Regions from separate parts of the Homo sapiens genome. Here region 2 is linked to region 1. Evidence: chromatin contacts called from ENCODE Hi-C or POLR2A ChIA-PET data. All regions are on one chromosome and are shown on one strand. Each heading gives the region's core, a stretch centred on a gene start or an enhancer-like site at or near the end of the contact. The rest is flanking DNA. Distances are from core to core; before and after follow the strand shown. Region 1 overlaps ADAMTS16 (ADAM metallopeptidase with thrombospondin type 1 motif 16). Region 2 holds the start of ICE1 (interactor of little elongation complex ELL subunit 1).

Evidence for each region. Hi-C counts contacts between places; a loop is a spot of excess contacts on that map. ChIA-PET counts read pairs that join two places held with the same protein, here RNA polymerase II (POLR2A). Pooled maps may share reads with other maps.
Region 2: a loop to region 1 is called in a map of mammary epithelial cell, with 9 times the contacts of the local background. The contact joins the promoter of ICE1 here to the enhancer-like site in region 1. A Hi-C loop is called at or near these places in 3 of 168 maps with a recorded cell type or tissue (PC-3, PC-9 and mammary epithelial cell) and 2 of 50 pooled maps. POLR2A ChIA-PET finds 5 or more read pairs at or near these places in 1 of 52 experiments (HEK293T).

The regions. Positions count from the first base shown.
Region 1 is chr5:5,269,310-5,273,286 of GRCh38, forward strand. All of the region lies in intron 18 of ADAMTS16 (ADAM metallopeptidase with thrombospondin type 1 motif 16), which reads left to right. The region is part of intron 5 of LOC101929200 (a long non-coding RNA gene); the gene reads right to left. Among named protein-coding and RNA genes, the nearest start is that of ADAMTS16-AS1, 95 kb to the left of the region's middle. RefSeq lists an enhancer at 1,986-2,646. Within about 2 kb of position 2,087, at least 7 of the 41 ENCODE cell types and tissues checked have a DNase peak (open chromatin) inside an H3K27ac peak, as active enhancers do; they include PC-9 and mammary epithelial cell, where a contact is called at or near this core.
Region 2 is chr5:5,421,427-5,425,403 of GRCh38, forward strand. It overlaps ICE1 (interactor of little elongation complex ELL subunit 1), which reads left to right and starts at 1,251. Exons shown (of 19, transcript NM_015325.3): 1 at 1,251-1,573. The coding sequence starts at 1,490. LOC101929200 (a long non-coding RNA gene) reads right to left here and starts at 703. Exons shown (of 6, transcript XR_001742583.3): 1 at 1-703. RefSeq lists enhancers at 1-497, 498-1,008, 874-1,123 and silencers at 1,154-1,483, 1,544-1,683.

The DNA.
Region 1 (3,977 bases), core at 837-3,336:
CCCCAACTCTTGACCCACTGTGCACATGGAGCTCAGCAGTAAATGCTACCCCCAAAATCCCATGTTATCACTCTAAAAGTGTGGTCACCCAAGGATGGTACACAATCCTTACACCTGCCCCTGGGTCATTTGCTCCCCACCTCCCAGGACATTGAGTTCACATCACCTGCAATCTCCTCCATCTCCCTGCCCCACACTCTCCACCTGGGACCTCAGACTAAAGAGAAGGAAGCAATGACCAGCCCTTCCTCTTGCCAGAATCTCCCTGTGCCTCCAACCCCGCTGCTCTGCCCTCCCTCCCATCACAAAGGGCAGATGGTCCCGAGCCTCTAGAGGAGCCTTTGGAAGTTACTATTTTTTCCATATAAGTGACCCATTTCGCCCAGTGGTTCCTGTTGTTTTTCTGGCTGGGTCTCCTCTGCCTCCACCTCTCTACGCTTGGTCTTTCTGGTATTGAGAGATTTGGAGCTGAAGACATCCCTGCGTTCTGCTGTGTCCTATCTTCTACACTTGACTCTCTCAAACACGGTTTAATACACACATGCTGTCAAGAGCACTGTGTGCTGGAAGAAAAGGTGCAGTTCAGCAGCAGAGGGCCAGTCTAGGGGAAGCTGGAGCTGATGTGTCCTACAGCAAGTAGAAACATGAGACTGAGGCTGCCCCAAATCCACTTCAGTCAACCCTGGAGCCCTCCATCCGATGGCACCCTTTGACATGTGGACCTCCTATTTTGGAATGTTCATATTGCCCTCTGAAAGGGGAAACTTTGAGACAATACAGAAGCCTCTCTGTGAACCCAATGCCATGCTTTCCTGCCTGGGAGAATCTTAAGGAGAACCAAGTGGATCTCCCCGTCCATCGCCCACAAATAGCCAGGGCCTGATCGCACATGGAGCTTAGTAAATTTCTGTCTCACAGGAGAAACAAGATCTCCAGGCTCCCTTCCCACAACTCTCCTGCACTGGAATTCTTTCTATGGAGTGGTCTGGTTGCCATGGGTTATGTCCATGGGCCAGAGTCAGACAAAGGCGCTGGGCGGCATTGCACCTTGTCAAAGGTGCAGCCGTGACACTGCCTGCCTCCCTGGGCTCGACCCTGCCTTCCCCACTTCGGGCATGATCCAGGTCTCCTGTCTCCTAGGATAAGGTGAGGATTCCACGTAAATGCTCTCAGGTGTGATAAACACTCACTAAATCTTGGCTATGATTATTGTTGCTGTAAAAGGAGAAAGAAATTCACAACAGTTATGAATTTAGTCTATAAAGCAAAACTATCCATGGCAAAAACACAGAATAATGGACCTACATGGCATATGTCAACCCTTGGGGATTGTTGTTTCATTGTATGATTTTAACAATTGAGTTGGGAACATAGATTTTAATTTAAAATGTTGCTTTACTTTTCTTCTGAAATGCAAAATATATTTCTATTATGTCCTGGATACTAACAATTTTTTGTTCCTGATTAAATGTTCAGGAAACCCATGTTCCGTTTCTCTGAGGATGGAGTGTGCATCTTTCTTACTGAATTCTGCCTCCCTGAGAGGCTTCCCTGGCCTCTAGGCTGCAGGTACTCCGAGCTCTGTCCTCAGCAGCCTGGCAAAGCTGGAGCCACAGCCCCGAGGGAATAAGCCGCACTCTCCTTCCCCACAGTTCGTGCTCTGTCTGACACTAAGTGGGGCTCAGTGGGGTGTGATCTGATGTTTCATGTTCAACTTGAAGGAGGGTTCCACAAGGATTGAGGGGTGGAACCTGTAAAACATCTTAATCCACAGCCTTATCACTTTTAACTTAAATGAAAAAGGAAACCTGCTGTGCTGGCTGGAGCCCCAGCCTCCTCCTCAGCACCCAGAGGCCGTCCTGCAGCCTTGCAGGCTCCTGCAATTGCATTGCCAGATGGGATCCCCTAAGTCCTAAATCTCTGCAGGGGGCAGGGTGTTGGGTGTCTAGAAGTCTTCTTGCTGGAGATTCTCTTAAAATGGCTGTGCAGCCTCGGCCAGCAGGAGTATCCTGGAGAAATAACAGGCATCAGCAATTCCCAGTGGCTCCTCCAGGACCGGGGAGCTGTGCAGCCTGTGGCTCCCGCTCCTTCCGCTCCTCCCGCTCCTCCCTCACACGGAGGCTCCTCCCTGCGCGGGCACTGCCCAGACAAGCAGCCTACGGCCCTCCCGCGGCTGCCCCGCCCCCATCTGCATTCTAGCATGAATCAGGCCTTTTTATCACTTGCTTTTGAAACATGGATGATAAATCACACAAATATTTATTCCCTTTATACTTCTCAGTTTATCTAAATGGAGTGGCTCTTCGGGTCATTCATCTTAACTCTCGTTTTCTAAGCATTAACACTAATCACACACCTGCCAGGACAGGGGATTGAAGATACAAGAGGAAATGCTTTCCAGATGGTAAATGGAGACTTCCCCTCTGTTTTCAGGACTCTTCTAGGGATGCCAAGTAAGAGTCTAGATAACGCCGAGTAAGAGTCTGGATCACATATCGTGATCAAATGCTTTGTTTTCTCTGTAGCCCCGTCTCCACTTGATATTTGGATGGCTTATTCTTCTTGCTTATACAAACCCATTAGTGGAATAATTCCTTTTACAACCAAGATACATGGGTCCGTAGCTCTGCCTGCTGGTTGCACACTCTAGAAATGAAAGATAAGGCTCAGCAGGGCAGCTTTATTTCCACTGCTCTCCTATAGAAACACTTGCAATGAAAAGGGGGGAGCAATTTCCTTTTCTGTAGTTGCTTATCTCTTTTCGATCTGAGGCCGTGAAAATACTAATCACCCAGTAATGCACCCGTTACCAAGGGAATGAAAAGAAATCTGGTTGCTTAGGTGGTGTTTGTGTAGGAGAGGGTTTTGCTCACAGGAATGCTGGAGAAGTGAACATCTCGGTTCATTTAATTATCTAAGTAGCTGAGCGTTCCCAAGCAGCAGGATGGGCTTCCTGGGAGTGAGACCTGCGCAGCCTCCAGTGCTCCCTGCTCAGAGGAGCCTCCTGTGTAGTTTTATTCTCGGCTGTTGCTGATATGAAATTCCAAAGGATTTTTTTTTTTTTTTTTTTGAGATGGAGTCTTGCTCTGTCACCCAGGCTGGAGTGCAGTGGCGCAATCTCGGCTCACTGCAAGCGCCGCCTCCCGAGTTCACACCATTCTCCTGCCTCAACCTCCTGAGTAGCTGGGACTACAGGCACCCGCCACTACGCCTGGCTAATTTTTTTTTTGTATTTTTAGTAGAGATGGGGTTTCACTGTGTTAGCCAGGATGGTCTCGATCTCCTGACCTGGTGATCCGCCTGCCTCGGCCTCCCAAAGTGCTGGGATTACAGGCGTGAGCCACTGCCCCCGGCCCCAAAGGATTTTTAACAAGGGGCCTGGCACATTTGTTTTGCACTGGGGCCCACGAACGGCACAGTCAGGGTGGCAGGCAGCCCCACTTCTGTGTCAACATGGCTTTCTGGAATATTTGGGGATTGTATTAGAATGCTTGGTGTTTTAGCAAATCTACTATGCATTCATTACTTGAGTTCAAGAAGCCATTCTATACTGTTGTCAGATCATGGGTGTGAGCCTCCAAGGTCCGCAGGCAGTGGCTCTCTGCAGTTACTTTCTTTGTGCTTCTGGAATGAGAGCCAGTTTTACTCAACTTTGGAGTACTTGCAGGGGGAAGAAGTAACCATGAGGGGCCCTTCCAGAGTCATTAGAGCTTTGTTCTGTAGATCCCAAGGTTTGCCCTCTCTGCTGAGAGAGAGCCCAGTGGGGTGGACACGGGACTGTGTGTCTCACCCACAGAAGCCACCGTGCTGAGGCCCACCTGATCGTCTTTGGGTACCTGTTTGCCCTCCACTGTGCCCTTTGCAAAGACATCTAACCAATCTCAGTCTAATCAGGGAAACCAGAAGTGCTATGGCCCCTCCAGAATGAGTGCTGGGCCTGGCCCAGTGACTCACGCCTGTAATCCCAGCACTTTGGG
Region 2 (3,977 bases), core at 1-2,500, 150 kb after region 1:
TCTATCACCGGCAGGTCCTCAGTTAGGTACACGCCTGTCTTGCTTGGGTGTCAACGACAGGAAACTTAGCTATCGCTGGATGTCTGCTTCCGCCACTCCACAGCAGGTGGTATCCAGAGTGTGTAAGCAAGGTCAGGGGTGCGAAATTTGGAGAAGAAAACTCAGAGAAAAATGCAGACTGCTTTTTTTGGAAGGGGTGTTTTCAGTTGCAATTTCCATACTGAGGAGCTAGAAATTGGCTGGTAAGGTCTAGACATTAACTTAACTAAACGTGCATTCCTCCTCTTGAATTTGGACTTTATAAGGAATTTGGATTGTATAACCACACGATGGAAGCTGCGAGAGGCTTCTGAACAAGGTACTGACGGCGACCAGCTGTGATGACTAAAAAGACGATTCTGGTGGTGGTGGATACGGTGGCTGGAGATAAGAAAAACCTCGGTTCAAACGAGATCTGAATTTACCCACTAACTACGACCACGAGGAGTTTATTCCTTTATCTTTCCGTTTTCTCTCTCTCCCGAGAAGTGTCAAAAACAGGATTTGGAGGTGGCAGGATAATGGCCAAAATGGGTAGACAAGGTGGCGAACGATTCAACCAGGCTCTGGGCTTGGCGCATGGTGGGCGGTGGCGCCCACACCTGGGCCTGGGAACCCGCCGCTCGGGCATCACTGGCTGCCGCGGCGACCGGCGAGGACACATGACCGAGGAGCGAAAGGTCAGAAGACAAGGGGACTGTTACAGGAGCAGGGGAGCCGCCACTGGCTGCTAAGGCCGTGCAACTGGCGCCGAAGCGCACGATCTCCGCCCGCCCCGCAGCGCGTCGGGAACTGTAGTCCCTCCCTCTCCTGCTCCCTGGCCCAGGACGGGCTCCGGGACAGCGCCTATCCCTCTAGCTGTAAATCACGCACTTTCCTGTCCTGGACGCCGGGTCCTTCCACTTCTCAGGCGTCTGGAGCTTACGTCACGGGCGGGTCACCGCCCACATAGCGGAGGCCTTTAGGTGTCTATGGAAAGCCTGTCGTACAGCAAGGTGGCAATAAAGGATCGACCCTTAACAGTGGTAGGAATGCACCTTCGATCCTTCTACTCCTATTGGCTGCTCCTCTGTGGGCGTCTCCCCCGCCGCATAGCACAGCTCCTCTCCCGGTGTTGCTCAGGCAGCGCCTTAGGCAGCCCCGCGCCCAGGGGAGGGGCGGGGCGAGCCAGGGCGGGGCGGGGCGAGCCAGGGCGGGGCGGGGCCCTGACTGGACTGCGTCGCGCTCGGGGGCCGCGCCGGGTAGCGTTTCTTTTTAGTGCCTGAGGCAGCTCTGGCTCGGAGAGCCTTTTGCTAGCCCCACGGGGACCTCTGTGCACGGATGGACCCGCCCGGACCTGGCGGGAAGCGGCCTGGCAGGCGGCGGCCCCGGCGGCATCAGCAGAGACAGGACGGGGCCGACGCCGCGGGCCCCTGAGGCGTGCGTGCCCACCGGGCCCGGCGGCGGCACCATGATGCCGGGCGAGACCCATTCGGCGGCGCCCGGGACGGCGGCGGACCTGTCGCGATGTCAGGGCTGCGCCTCTCTGCAGCAGGTGCAGCACCTCCCGGGGCCCCGGGCGCGGGGGGGGACTCGGCTCGGCCGGCCGGGAGCGCAGGGATGTGGGGTCCGGCCGCGCGGGCTGTGCCTCAGTGCGCTGCTCTCCCTTCCCAACCGTAGCTCTTGCTCGCTCGTCTCTCTGCTCTCTTTTTCCTACATGAGTTTTGGGGACGGCTTTCTTTGCTTTATTTAAGCTTGAAACCCAGAGTTCATTGACTGGAATGCGCTGGTGTAACGGTGGGGGTGGAGTAAGCGAGGTTTGGAGGGCCCCCCACCTTCCCTACCCGGCCTCGGAGCTCCCTAGGGCAGACTCCGTAGGTCAGTGAGGGACAGGTGAAACGCCGAGGGCAGTTATCTCCCTGAGGATAACGCTTTGGTCTTCTGGCCCATCCTGAGTATTTGTTGTTTGGAGGCAGAATCTTACGTGACATGTGGGTTGTCTGAGTCTTAGACTCGAAGAGTCTAGGGAGGCGTTTCAGCTTATAGCAGATGTGCCATCCCGAGGCTAATTTTTTAAAAAGCAAGCCAAGTAATTGGTCAAGTAGCTTGTCAGTTGTTTGATAAAAGTAGTTTATGAAAGGCATGCAGAGACTGGAGGTTTCTAACAGCGGCGTGGGCTCTTCTTTAGAGTGACATAAGGGAGAATTGCTAGAGTATGGCTCCAGATCTTATGGGGTGGTACTTGGGCAATAGTGCCCCTCATTTCCCACGACTCTCCTAGCTGCCTGATGTCGGGGGTCTCTTTTAACTTCCTACTATCGCGGTTTCAGTGATAAAACGGAACTCACCAGCACCTCATTACCTACTCTGCCTAGTGTTCTAGGAACTACAGACATTGTGGTGAACAAAATAGGATCTCTCATAAGTAAGATGCATATGTGTGAATAAGGCCTCAGAAGATTTTAGGTGTTAGAAAATAAAGGAGGATGTTGGAATATTGGTCTTGTCTCTTAGCTAGAGTAGTCAGGTAGGGAATTTTTGAGTCAGTAACTTTCAGATATTTGAATAATGGGAAGGATCGGGCTGTCAGAAGAGATGTGGGAAGAGCTTCCTGGATAGAGGGATTAACAGGTGGAAAGGTTCCTTTGGTGAGAAGGAGCAGGGTGTCTTTGATGAGCAGAACATGGTATGGTTGGCATGAGCATAGTGCACACGGAAGATGGTTGATGAGACCAGACGGGAGTGCAGGCTAGGTAGGCCATGCCGAGAAACTTGGTTTGCATTTTAAGTGCAATATCTGTGAACTGATTGCAAACATTTTAAGTGTTGAAGGAAGGGGAGGAAGGAAATGTGCTGCTTTTGTGAGTAGAAGGAGAACTAACAGATCATTGCCTTCACTGAGCTGCATTGTGTAGGTATCTTATAACGCCCCCCCGCCCCCGCCACCACCACCCCAGGAACGTGATTGGAGTTCTCCCGAATCTTTAATACATTGTATTTATTATTCGAGCCAATTCACTCAACAAACATTTATTGATCACCTGCCGTATTTTAGACACTGCAATTATGGCATTAGGGGAGAAAAAGACAAAAATTCTTGATCTCTTGGAGCTTCCGTTCTAGGAGGGTGGCAGGATAAATGAAACAAATGAGTTATGTTAGAGGGTAATGAAAACGTTGTTGATGAATTGAACAGAGATGGGGAGGGAATGAATGGGTGAGGACTAGGCCAGTGGCTGTTGGAATTTAAGTAGGGAGTCCTGGAACGTTTATATTGGAGCAAAGGTGAGAGAATAATAAGCTCTGTAGAAATCTTGGAAGAAAAGTCTCCCATACAGTGGAAACATCAGATGTGAAGAACTGTAGCAGGAGCTGGCTTGGTGTGCTTGGGAAGAGCAAGAAGGCCAGTGAAGCTGGAGCGGAGTGAATGCTGGGAGTCAGGAAGGTAGGAGGAGGGCCTGATTGTGTGGGCTCCTGTAGACCATTGTTGGGGTTTGGGCGATGGAAATGGTGAGTCATTGGAGGCTTTTGTGCAGAAGAACTACTGATGTGAACTGTGCTTTTCAGTCATGGATCTGTTATGGTTAAATTTAGCAACTGTATTCTTCTGGTTGCTTAGGCCAGAAACTAGATGGCATCCTTGGTGCAGCTCTTTTTTTCTCATAACCTGTATCCAGTTTATCAGATTGTGTCCGCTCTGCCTTCATTATTCACCCACTTTTCAACATCTCCACTGCTTCCACCGTGGTGTGAACTACTCTAATGTATGGCCTAGAAATTGAATCTCCTTCCTTCTACCCTTGCCACATTTCCTGCTGTGGGTTCTCAAAACATCAATAAGAGTAATCCTAGATCCAGAGGTCTGCAAACTTTTTCTGTAAGGAGCAAGATCACAAGTATTTAGGCTTTGGGGACTTGCTCAGAACTGCTCAGCTCTGCCATTTTCATGTGAAAGCAGC